Regions from separate parts of the Homo sapiens genome. Here region 2 is linked to region 1. Evidence: chromatin loops called from intact Hi-C (ENCODE). Cell type or tissue: dorsolateral prefrontal cortex. All regions are shown on one strand. Each heading gives the region's core, and the rest is flanking DNA. Links, peaks and the distances in the headings are about the cores only.

What was found. Peaks named below come from ENCODE experiments on the same cell type or tissue, not always from the same donor. Only the 100,000 strongest peaks of a DNase experiment are listed, where the experiment ranks them.
Region 2: it touches region 1 in a loop (8-fold over the local background); 2 of 110 quality-filtered maps call a loop at or near these places.

Annotation. Positions count from the first base shown.
Region 1 is chr9:78,126,157-78,132,529 of GRCh38, reverse strand. No RefSeq gene overlaps it. Among named protein-coding and RNA genes, the nearest start is that of GNAQ, 98 kb to the right of the region's middle. In dorsolateral prefrontal cortex, for the core only: CTCF peaks have their summits at 2,349 and 4,979; DNase peaks (open chromatin) are centred at 2,299, 4,694 and 5,119; H3K4me3 peaks cover 446 bases; H3K27ac peaks cover 5,000 bases.
Region 2 is chr9:77,769,236-77,775,608 of GRCh38, reverse strand. All of the region lies in intron 5 of GNAQ (G protein subunit alpha q), which reads left to right. Among named protein-coding and RNA genes, the nearest start is that of GNA14, 120 kb to the right of the region's middle. In dorsolateral prefrontal cortex, for the core only: no CTCF peak of the experiment used is centred there; no DNase peak of the experiment used is centred there; H3K4me3 peaks cover 1,509 bases; H3K27ac peaks cover 3,971 bases.

The DNA of each region.
Region 1 (6,373 bases), core at 460-5,459:
AGAGTGTTCACATGTCTGAATAAATGCAGCAAAATAAGACAAGTGAAAAATGGCTCAGTCCTAAGTGTCCTAAGCATTCTGGAAAGCGCATGTACATTTTAAAACTGATTGCTTTTTTAATTTTCTGTGTATCATGTTCATGGCTTTTAAAAAAAATTTACTGATTTTCTTGATGAAGAGTTTAGCAAATGCAGAAATTGAATCTTACTTTCCAAATGTTTTGATTGCTTCTAATTGCCTTTAGTTTTTTTATGTGTGTTAGTTTAATACCACAGAAAGCTTTAGAATCATTAGCTCTAGAAACATAAGCCTGCCACTTAATCACACAATGAGTGAATCACTGGCATCCAGGCTAGCCAGAAAGCCAGATCTGGAGCTGTCTGTTCTAAGCCTCAACTGGGAGATTCATCTGTCTTAGGCTGCTCAAATCACTTCTTGTCTAGTGGAAATTTTCAGAATGCCCTCACAGCTATAAATTTCCAACATGGTATAGAAATTCATTGGCCCACCACAACTGACTATTCTAGGGAGTGGAAGAAGCTTTTAGTTATATTCATTTTCTGAAACAAAAAGAACTCTTAACGGCCTCTTGTCTATCTGTCTCCTCTCCTTTGCTACCCTACCCAACAGCAGCAATGGTATAATGCGAAGATAGCCCCCAGAATTCCATGTACCAAAGGTTATGAATTGGTCTTGTATTAAAAGCACAAACCTCAAAATTAGACCTGGATTCAAATCCAGCCTCCCCACTTTTAGTTGTGGGCCCTAGGAAAAGTTATTTACTCTCTCTTAGCCTCAGTTTTTTCATCTACGTGATGGAAGAAATAATCTCTACTTCAAGTAGTTGTTATAAGAATCGGAGAAGATAATACATAAAAAACAGACAGCTCCTGGCAGGGACTAAGTGCTTTTTTTTTTTTTTTCTTTTGAGACAGGATCTCGTTCTGTTGCCCAGGCTTGAGTTCAGTGGCATGATCATGGCTCACTGCAGCCTCGACCTCCTGAGCTCAAGCCATCCTCCCACTTCAGCCTCCCTAGTAGCTAGGACTACAGGCACGCATTACCACGCCCATATAATTTTTGTATTTTTTGTAAAGACGGGGTTTCTCCACGTTGCCCAGGCTCATCTTGAACTCCTGGGCTCAAGCAATCTGCCCGCCTCAGCCTCCCAAAGTCCTGGGATTACAGGCACGAACCACTGCGCCTAGCCATAAATCCTTATTTAATGGGAGCTGTTAATGTTGTTGATGTTGTTGCTATTGTTGTTGCTAAGTTCTATCTGTGAATTATTCTACATTCCCAATAATCAGTGGAAGTCTTTGAATCTTATCAGTGGAAAGGAGTTTAAAAATCTTATCCCCCAATCCACTTAATTTACAGATCAAGAAACTCATGTTTCTGTAAAATATTCAAGAGGCCACACACTTGTCCAAGGTCACACAGAATGACCTGAAGGATGGCAAAGTCTCTTGATTTCCAGACCACAGTTTATTCTGCATGCAGTGCTCATGTACAATACTTTGATTGTTCTTTGGTACATGCAGGATTATTTCTCCTGCTTTCATATTTTTCTGATCACTTACAGTTTTAGTTCCAGCTTGCTATTATGTGGAATCTTAGATCAATATATGCATCTGAAAAAATGTGAAAATAGTGCAAATTAATTAGAAGCCAGAAAACCTAATCAGAAGAGAAACATTTTGAAAAAAGTGCATAAACAGTGCAAAATAATTTAGAATACCTATCCAAAGAACTGTTGTAGGAGAATAACGACTTTGTTATGAATAATGATAAACAGTTTTCTTTTTGATTTTCTGAAGAAATATTGCCAGGAAAAATGGTGTTAGATGCAAAGTCTAATATATGTTCTCCATATATATATCTTTGTATATATTACCAAAAAAAAACTACATTTAAAGTTTTGTTTTTTCTTCTAAATGTTTCACCTAAACAAGAATGAAAGTTTTGGAGAGAGGAAGGAAGAGAAAGAGACCTAATGTTATTTTTCTCCTGCTACAGGAGGGAATTTACCAAGAAATAGAAAATAGATGCCTTATTGTTGGATTGTGGCTAAGCAGTTCTCATTGCTGGAAGGACTTCCACTGAAGCCCAAAGCAGAAGAGGGAATTAAGTAAGCGACTCTTGCTTAAGCTGAATCTCAAATATCTTGCTGGTAGCTAGAATATAAAAGAGGGAGTCGAGGCGAAGCTATGACTCCACACTCCTCTCTTGTGCTAGCATTGGCTCAGCTTTGTTCTCTTTGGCTGGCAGCCTCCTGCCCTCAGTGCCTCTGACCCACCCCTGCCTTGGGAGGAAGGGCATTGCCAAGGATCTCTTTTAGCCCATAGGCGCCCCCTAGGAAAGCTTACTGGACCCATGACAACAGTCATAACACCGCTATGGTTCCTGGATCCTATTAAGAAAGATTCCTTTTATTCTTATTCATACAGCAAAATGCGCTTGTCATAAATAATATAAATAATGTGAAACATAGAGAGTAGAAAACTAAGTACTCTTTGGCCATAGTACTTAATTTTTGCTTTTTTTCACTTGACATATGTCTTGGAATCCTGTTCCATAGTCAATAGAAATTACCTCATTTTTAAAATAATTTTTTTCAATACTGTATTACTTTCAATACAGTATTCCATAATATAAATAAGCGATAATTCATTTAGCCATTTCCTGATTGAGACAAATTTCTGTCCCACTCTTATTTTTCTTTACTAAAGATAAAGCTGCAATGATCATCCATGTTTATTTACTTTATAAACATGTGTGAATATTTAAAATTCTTAGAAATGGAATTTAAGGACTTGAAGGATATGCTTGTTTTAAATTTGGATAGATATTTCTAAATTATTAAAAAAAGCTTGTACTGATTTACACCCTTGGAAGCTGTGTGTGAAACTGCCCATTTCCACCTGATGATACTGGTAGCAATCTATTGAATTTTTAACGAACTGATTAGTTGGTAATAAAGTATATCTCACTGTTTATTTTGCGTTTTCTTTGTCACTTTTGAAATTAAACATCTTTTCATATTTTATTTCTTATTTTTTTGTGAATTGTCTCTTTGTCTCTTATGCTAATTTTATATTTTATATCTTTTCATGATAATTTCAGGTGCCTTTAGTATATTTTGTATATTATATTTGGTTTTCTATATACTACAAAGACTTTCACTGGTACCTTCTATTTTGATGTCTTTTGTCATGCAGGTCTTTTCATTTTTTTTTTTTTTGGCATGTAATCTGTTGGTCTTTTATCAATGGCTCCTGGAATTTGTGTCTTTCTTCGGACAGCCTTTATCAACCCCCAAAATTATCAAAACTGATGTGCAATATCTTACTCTGGTTCCTTTCTGCTGTTTTTTTTTATTTGATGTTTAGAATTTAATCCATTTGGATTTTTGCTTATGGTGTGATATAGGTATCTAATTTTTTTTTCAGAATCTACAACGTTCTCAATATTGTGTGTGGGTTTTTTACTGTTGTTTGTTTGTTTGAGACACAGTCTCACTCTGTCGCCCAGGCTGGAGTGCAGCCACATGATCATGGCTCACTTCAGCCTTGACCTCCCAGTCTTAAGTGATCCTCCCCTCTCAGCCTCCCAAGTAGCTGGGACTACAGGTGCGAGCCACCACACCCAGCTAATTTTGTATTTTTTGTAGAGACAGGGTTTCCCTAAGTTGAAATGCTATCTTTTTATATTCTAAATGTTCCTTTATGCATAGCTTTGTTCCTGAATTGTCCTTTTTGGTTCCATTTGTCCATGTCTTTATTCTGAGCCAATAAAATACTGCTTAATTAATATAAGCTTTGTATATTTTGATAACTGAAAAGTCAGGTTTTTCCTTGTTTTCCTTTTTTTTGGTAAATTTTGTTGCTTGTTCTGAGGTATTCTCTCTTTTGAACTCTAAAATCAGCTTTTCAAATTCTATAAATCTCTTGTTAAGATTTTTATTAGGATTGAATTGAATTTATGGATTAATTTGAAAAGGTGACATCTTAGGAATATTGACTCTTTCATCTGGAAACATATATAGCTTTCTGTCTTTTCATGTCTTCTTTTATATCTTCAATAAGATTTTATAGTTTTCTTCATGCAGACCTTGCATAGTTCTAGGGGATTGTTTTTAAGTCTCTATTGCCATTGGGAATGAGATCTCTAGAATTTATTTTTCTGAAGAGAAAGGGGTAAAAGAAGAAAAAAGAAAGCAGGAGTTGGAAGAATATGATAGAGAAGGAAAAGAGAAAGAAAAATCAAAAGGGGAAGATGGAATGGTACAAAAAAGGAAAAAGGAGAAAATTTTATTTTTATTGAACATCTATTATGTGACACACACTGTGTTAGAGGTGTTCACGTGCATCATCTCGTGTGTACTTTCAACCACCTGGCTTGTTTGACAAAACTGAAGTTTAGAAAGATCAGCAAGGGATTATGGAACAGGAAATGGAAAGAGAACAGGTTTGGAATGAGACCTGGGAACCGATCCCAGATTCTGCTCTCATCAGCTGTGTGATCTTGCTCCCTTTACCTAATTACATTCCTTATTTGTAAAACTTGGATTATATCTGCTGAGGTGACTGTGAGGACCAAGTAAAACAGTGTATCTAAAGTGCCTGCCACATAAGGAGCTCACCGTAAATGCTGGTTCCCACCCATCATCATCTCTTCTGACCCCGTGGCCTGTCTGCCCCCTGCACCAGCCTGCCATGGAAATCCAAGTCTGCCCAGGACAACATGGAGCCTTAATATAAATGTGCTATGAGATGTTGATTCCATGAGTGTGTAACACCCAGGAACACATACCAACAGTTCTTAAGAAACACTATAGGAAAGACAATTGTTATGAGTTATGATTTGATTTGAAAAAAAGTCAAATAAGCCTGAAAAAAATAAATCATTCAGTACAAAAGGAGGCATTGTTGAAGTGTGGATCCTTATTTGAGCCTAAATCCCCAGTGAGAAACACCCTCTATTTCTACTCAAACAATGGTTTCTTGTTTGGGAGACAATGCTGGCTGCATGGTACTGGAAAGCATCAAATCCCCATGGCAATGGCAATGGTCTCCCCTGCAACACTGAAACAGTGTCTGGAGGAGCAACTGCACCACCTGACCAGGGCCTCAGCCATTGGACAGAAGCTCCAGTCTCAGCCTGAGCTGTAGGAAAACAGAACTGGCCCAGACATCTTGGCTACACCTTATATTTGCTGCAGGGGTCTGACCATCCAGAGGAGTTGTGCTCATGAAATGGGAGCATGAAGTAGAAAGAACGCTAAAAATAAGACATAACTGAAATGCCCCAAATGAATGTTCTCTTGGAAGCATGTAAGTTTTTTCCCAACACCTCTTGATCATGAAGGAAATTCATGAGCCAGCCTGGATTTAAATCCTCCCCCTCTGCAGCTGGAGGCTCTTGAGGAAATTTGTTCACCTCTCCGAACCTCATTTACTTCATCTGAAAAATGGGGTTAATAACACAAACTGCAGAGAATTCCTGTGAGAATTAAATCACACAAATATAAAAATGTTCTCTGTAAAAACCAGAATTGTTCTTTCATCATATAGGGAATTGCATTCAGAGCCTATGAATGTCTTCAATGCTTCTGAGTTTCACTTTTCAGGGAGAAATTTGAGTTCTTTAGTAGCCAAATGTCATATGATCCTAGGACTAGTAAATGATGTATGTGATAAAAAAATTTTTTTTTTAAAGAAGTGGACTCTCTTAAATACTGAGCCTGGTTTCCATATGTGACTTGTAACGTGATCTTGACCCATTGATTCTATGTTCAAATTGTATCTAGAACCCAATCACTTCTCACCACCTCTTCTGCTACCACCTGGTCATATCAAAGCCATCACCATCATATTTTTCCTGGATTATTGAAAGTAGTCCCCTAACTGATTTTCCTGCTTCTACTCTTGCCAGAAACATATTTTGAGCAATGGCAGTATCCTTGGAATAAATGTATCATCTCCCCAGAGGAGAGCCTTGGCCATCATTGATTGAATATTTATCTATTCAGCAAATATTTACAGAGCCTCAACCAGATGCCAGCATTGTTCAGGCTCTGGAAAAAAAAATACAGCAGGAAACCCAACAGGTACATTGCGGAGCCTCACGGAGCATATGTTCTTGAAGGGTGCAGTGACCAATAAACAGACAAACAAGCAAAGTATACCCTGTGCCAGGTGGTGATGGGTGATATACAGGAAAACAATACAGAGTAAAGGGAGGAGAGGGGCACAGGCACAGGGGGTGGAAAGTAGGGACTGTTATTTTAAGTGTAGTGGCTGGAGAAAGCCCCCTCTAACAAGCTAACATTTTGAGTGGAGACCAAAAGGAGAAGAGGGAGTGAGCCCTG
Region 2 (6,373 bases), core at 975-5,974, 360 kb after region 1:
ACCCCGTCTCTACTAAAAATACAAAAAAAAATTTAGCTGGGCGTGGTGGCGGGCGCCTATAGTCCCAGCTACTCGGGAGGCTGAGGCAGGAGAATGGCGTGAACCCGGGAGGCAGAGCTTGCAGTGAGCTGATATCACGCCACTGTACTCCAGCCTGGGTGATAGAGCGAGACTCTGTCTCAAAAAAAAAAAAAAAAAAGAGAGATGAGGAGAAGTGAACATTCTTAGATACTGTTAATAGGAGGATAAATTGGTACAATCTGCCAGTAGTATGACAATATATAAAATCTTTTGAGGTGTTTATACCCTTTGATCCAGTAATGCCACTGGTAGAAATGTTATTGCTAATTGTAGTTAGTAGGTTACATGTCCCAAAGACAACATTGCTCAAAGTTGTTAACAATGAAAATAATTAAATTATCCAATTGTAGGAAATCGATTAACAAATTCAGAGTACACCTAAAAAATAAAATACTATGCAGATGCTAAAAATGGTAATATAGATGTATAATTAATATTGGACAGAAAGTCGCTCATGATATATTGATGTAAATAATTTCAAAACAGCACGTACAGCATGCATCTGATTTTTAAAGACATATAATACAGATATTTATTATAGGTGCATACATATATGCCTGGAAGATTAATTCAGACTGTTAGCAGGGATTATTTCTGAATAGTTGGGGTAAAGGTCATTTTGTTTTTATGTTTTATTTATTTTACTTACCTGCATTTTTAAATTTTTACATGAACAATCCATTTTACATGGATTAAAGAAATAATGATTATCTTAAAAGATAAGAAATCTTAAAGATTAAAATCTAATAAAATAAAAGTAAGCTGAGCTGGGCATGGTGGCTCAAACCTGTAATGCCAGCACTTTTGGAGGCCAAGGCAGAAAGATGACTTCAGGCTAGGAGTTGGAGTCCAACCTGGACAACAGAGTGAGACCCTGTCTCTACAAAAAATATAAAGAAATTTGCTGGGCATGTGGTACACACCTGTAGTCTTAGCTACTAGGGAGGCCAAAGCCAGAGGGTCACTTGAGCCCAGGAGTTTGAGGCTGCAGTGAGCTATGATTGTGCCACTACACTCCAGCCTGGGTGACAGAGCAAGAACCTGTCTCTCTATTTTTTCTTTTCTTTTATTTTTTTAAAAGGCATTTTAGGCAGCTTTCTCTTTTTCTGATTGGTTTCAGAAAGATAAGATGCAGTTACAAGCAAATGGAGAAATTAAGTACAAATGTCTGGTCCGAGAAGCTTAGCAAACGTAGCAGTATTAGTTCTAACATCCATTTTCTGTCAATTTATTGAAAATATCTTCAAAACTGATACATCTTTTAGAAGTAATACAAATTAAAGAGTTCATTGAAATAAAGGAGATAGTTTTATGACACCAAGATTTATCTCCACACTTGTTCCTTCATCTTAGATGGAACAAATGCAGAGAGTGTAAAGCTTAAAATAACTATATGCTCTACAATGTAGATAATCAAATGAAAATGCTGTGGTCTCAAAGCCAGAGGAATGTGGACCACTTTGGTGGCCAAATTTAACCAGCTGAGGTCTTTCTTGAGTACCATCTGAGTCTTCCTTTTTAAAAAAAAAAAAGAAGAAGAAGAATTTGTCTTTTAGCAGGGAACCTACATTTTATAAAACTTTAAATCATTTGCTGTGGCTTTGTTATTCTATAATATCACTTTGGTTGGGACACCAAGCTCAATAATTAATAAAGGGTCTGGATTTCGTGAAATGTTCTTCAGAGAGCCTAGATTAAGATCCAGGGGCAGTATAATATATGTGCCATTCTTCAGGTCTTATTCTGCCTCAGTTAAATCTCCTACAGTAACATCTCTAACATGTTTTCACACGGGAACCTATGAAGAAAAGCAGCATATTTTTGAATTGCCAATGAATATAATGTGAATCGTCACTTTAAAATGGGAACAAGAAAAAAGTGTAGTGTCTTTTGTGGAACATTAGTCAACTGTGAGGTACAAATCCAAGGCAGTCCCTGAAGAGACAACAGGGAAATAGAATCAGACTATCTTGGATTAAATCACAGCTTCACTCATTTCAGGCTGGTTAATCTTGCACAAGTTAATATCACTGTGCCTCCCTCATAATGTGAAGAATGAGGATATCATTACTCTTAAAGCGCTGTGAGGATTATTAAAATAGATAACATACAAACTTCCTGGAACACACAGATGTTCAGTAAATTATAGTTCATACTATCAATTTTAAGGTACTGTTATTACTGTTGGTGCTAAGTTAGTGTTATAACTTTCATTTGGAAACATTATCATCTATGGCTAATTCTGTCTTAAGAGAACTCTTTGATTTGACATTTATGCCTCACAGCCAGAGTCATAAGCTTAATCATTATTTGTTAAATAAGATTAAAATATGGGGAAAAGTATTATTTGTGTAAGTGCTGAAAAATAAAGAAGCTTTGGTTTAAGAAAATTTCTTTTACAATAAGAGAATGAAAAGGTTTAACATGCCCAAAAAAAGGGACTGAAAACAATATTTTTAAGATACAGCTACTAATATTTATAACAAGCTTGTCCAACCCATAGCCTGTGGGCCTCACGTGGCCCAGGACGGCTTTGAATGCAGCCCAACACAAATTTGTAAACTTTCTTAAAACATGAGATTTTTTTTGGCGTGTTTCTGTGGTTTTTTTGTTTTTGTTTAGCTCATCAGCTATCTTTAGCATTAGCGTATTTTACATGTGGCCCAAGACAGTTCCTTCTCTTCCATTGTGGCCCAGGGAAGTCAAGAGATTGGACACCCTTGATCTATAACATATATTTGTTATCTGTTTACATGTTCTATTACAGTGTTTGTATTAGTCATGGCTTTGTTGTTGAAAAAAGACAAAAATTCTCACAGACTAGCTGACGTAACCAGGAAGAACCAGGGTGAAGATGCTTTATTAGTACCTTGAACCAGGAGTTTGGTTGGGAATCTCTTTCTCTCTTCTGATTTTTGTTTTGTTTCTCCTCAAACAGTCCTGAATTGTACCTGCTCAGCCTTGCAACCCAAGAGAAAAGGGAGTTTCTATTCCACTCCAAAATGGAAAATCCCACCGAAAGGGGATGTAGTACTAGGTTTGTCTCAGTGTAAATTAATATTGACCCCAGTGGTCAGAGGCAGAATGTATTCCAGGAAGATTGGGGGCAGGGAGCAGAGCACACTTGGTGGAGAAAAACAATGGCCAGGTACCAATCTTTTCCAACCTGGGAGTTTCCGCACAGCAGTGAATTGGGACCATTATTGGGCAGTGAATTCCATATGATGGGGTCATGAGCAGCATCTTTAAAAAAGTGAAATAAATACATTTAAATGAAATTGAATAGAAAATGTTAAAGGATATCACAGTCAGGTGAATTATTGTTTCATGAAACTTTCGTTTCCATTATATTTACATGTGTGTGGGTTGGGGGACTAGGTACAATATAAAACATAGTTGTTAATATGGGTCATAATTTTTAAAGTTTACAGGTCTACACCGTACAGTGCTCTTCAATTGTAAACTACTGTTGTCAATGGGAAGGTAATCTGCTTGCTACTAGGATCTTATTCTTCACTCCAGTCCAGGCATTGGGCGGAAGGGTGAATGCAGAGTGGCACACAGCAGCAGATGGGAATTAGCTGGCTCCTCAGCCTTCCAGGGTGGGTTTTTTTTTGTTGTTTTTGATTGGAGAGTCCAGGTGGGTGGTTGCTGTTTTTCCCCCTTTCTGTGACACAATTTAAGGTAAAGTAATTTTCAGAAACAACCATAGCCATAAATTCAGCTCAATTTGTATGTTTCAGTATGCAACATTTCTTCCACTAACAGGGCCAGCTTCACAGACATGCAACCTCATGCAGTTCCACAGGGCCCTGCACTTGGTTTAATACTCTTCTGTCTGTGGCCATCTTAAACAAGGACCCCACATTTTTATTTTGCACTGGGACCTGCAGATTCTGTAGCCAGTCCTGTCCACTAAACACTAAAATGAGAGATTGGTAGTCCAGAATCATTTTTTTCCCATACCCAGAGAGCTGCAGACATCCTTGTCTTCGCCTGTGCTCACAGAGCACGTGATACTTAACAGGAGGAATATATCTCTCATTTTCTGTTAAATTTAGTTTCACCTGATGCCTCTTAATTTTAATTCTCTTTTAGAAAATGACACTAAACGTGCTCTTCCTGATTAATTTGCAGCATGTTAATATATACTCTAATTAGCAGCTGATTTCCTGCCTCACTTCCCCAGTGGTACCAGGCTGATGTGCCCAATGAGGGCATTCAGAACTAATCATTGAATCCATGGCAGCCCAAACTTATAGTTTAATATATGCCCCACTTCTCCCATCCCCTTATGGCCCCCACATCCCTTAAATAGACTGTCAACTTACTAAAAGGAAAGAGATAGCATAGAATTTAAAAGAGCTTGCATTCAGGTTATGTGTTCATTAAACTGAGTTTCTAAAGTAGGTGTTAGTGATACCAGTGATTCCTCCTCTTCTCATCTTAGGGTTGCCCATTGAACTGGGATAATGGATAGACCCACTTAACCTCCAAAAACCGACTTACTAAAAACTATGTAAGAACTGGGTGAAATGTTTTATTTTTCATGATCTGAAAATATTTTTCAGAAAATGAAAAATGTTTTATTTTTTTCAGAAAATGAAAAATGTTTTATTTTTCATGATCTGAAAAATAAAAATCTTAAGCAGTGTTATCTTTGCTTTGTGATTAAATTTCCAAATCGCCTGGTGCTCATTAAGAATTCCTGTGGCACAGATACAAAACATATACAATCTTTTTGTTTTGTTTTAATTCAGCACTCACTAAAGTGACCAGAGGTCCATGATGTTCAATTTTCCTCCCACTGAATAGCAAGTTCTTGCCCGAGTTCTTGCTCTGGGACTGGTTAAGCCAAGAGGAAAAGCTTATAAAATGTTTGAGGTAATTTAGGGCAGTCCGAGCCATCTGACTAAATGATTCACAGGTTGGAATTTCAGATGCTAGTTCACATAGAAGTAGAGCTGCTTCCGAAGGGAAAGACAGTAACGAGAAAACACTAGTGGGAGGATCTTTTCCGACAAAGGCCTGTTGTTGACACTAATAATAAGCTCCCTGTGTTTTGTTGTTGTTTTTTATTCTGGCAGGCACTGGCCTCGAGTTTTCTGGTTTCAGCTAAGATTGTGTTTTTTGGGGTCTTGGGATGGGAAGTGAAGCCTTTACCTGTCTTTCCACAAATCCTGCAAGCACTGGGCACATTATAAACTAACCAGCATCTAATTGGATACAATTTCTGTTGATTATCAGACTGAATAAATGTTCATCATTACATGTTGTGTTCTTTCTCCTCTTATCCACAGAGAAAAAACCCTATAATTGTAAACCTAACTTTGTTGAATTATATACACATACATATAACCCTCGAAACCCTGAAATTCATTTAGAATTCTTAATATCCTAGACCATATGCTAAATTCTCAAACCTGAAATTTCTCAAGTTATACCAATCATTTCACTAATTATTCAGTACCATTCACTAGTGTGCATCATTATGAGGAAAAGCTGCTACTTGTTGTTATTTCATTACCCAAATACACAATCCCCACTAAGAGTTCTTGTCTTGGCCAGGCGCGGTGGCTCACGTCTGTAATCCCAGCACTTTGGGAGGCAGAGGCGGGCAGATCACGAGGTCAGGAGATCGAGACCATCCTGGCTAACACAGTGAAACCCTGTCTCTACTAAAAATACAAAAAGAATTAGCCAGACATTGTGGCGGGCGCGTGTAGTCGCAGCTACTTGGGAGGCTGAGGCAGGAGAATGGCATGAACCCAGGAGGCAGAGCTTGCAGTGAGCGGAGATCGCGCCACTGCACTCCAGCCTGGGTGACAGAGCGAGACTCCATCCCAAAAAAAAAAAAAAAAAAGAGTTCTTGTCTTTTTCTACTAAAGAAAAGGGTCATTCTTGTTGGAATTATTACAGTCTGCATTCGTTTTCTTTTCAACCGAGTAGCATAGTCTCAGTAGATAAGAAACACGTGCATTCTTACCTCACCTTCTTCCTGCCTGTGTTACAGAATTATGTGAATATTGAATGGAGTTTGCAGTTCCCATTTCCTTCCTCCAGCAGCTGTGCCCACCCTTTCAATAATGTTTGGCAGATTAGTTCTTCTTCCTTTTTTTTTTTTTTAAGGTAGTCTTGTGCTGTCACCCAGGCTGGAGTGCAGTGGCGCAATCTCTCAGCTCACTGCAACCTCCATTTCCCAGGTTCAAGTGATCCTCCCACCTCAGCCTCCCAAGTAGTTGGGATTACAGGCGCATGCCACCACCCCTGGCTAATATTTTTATGTTTTGGT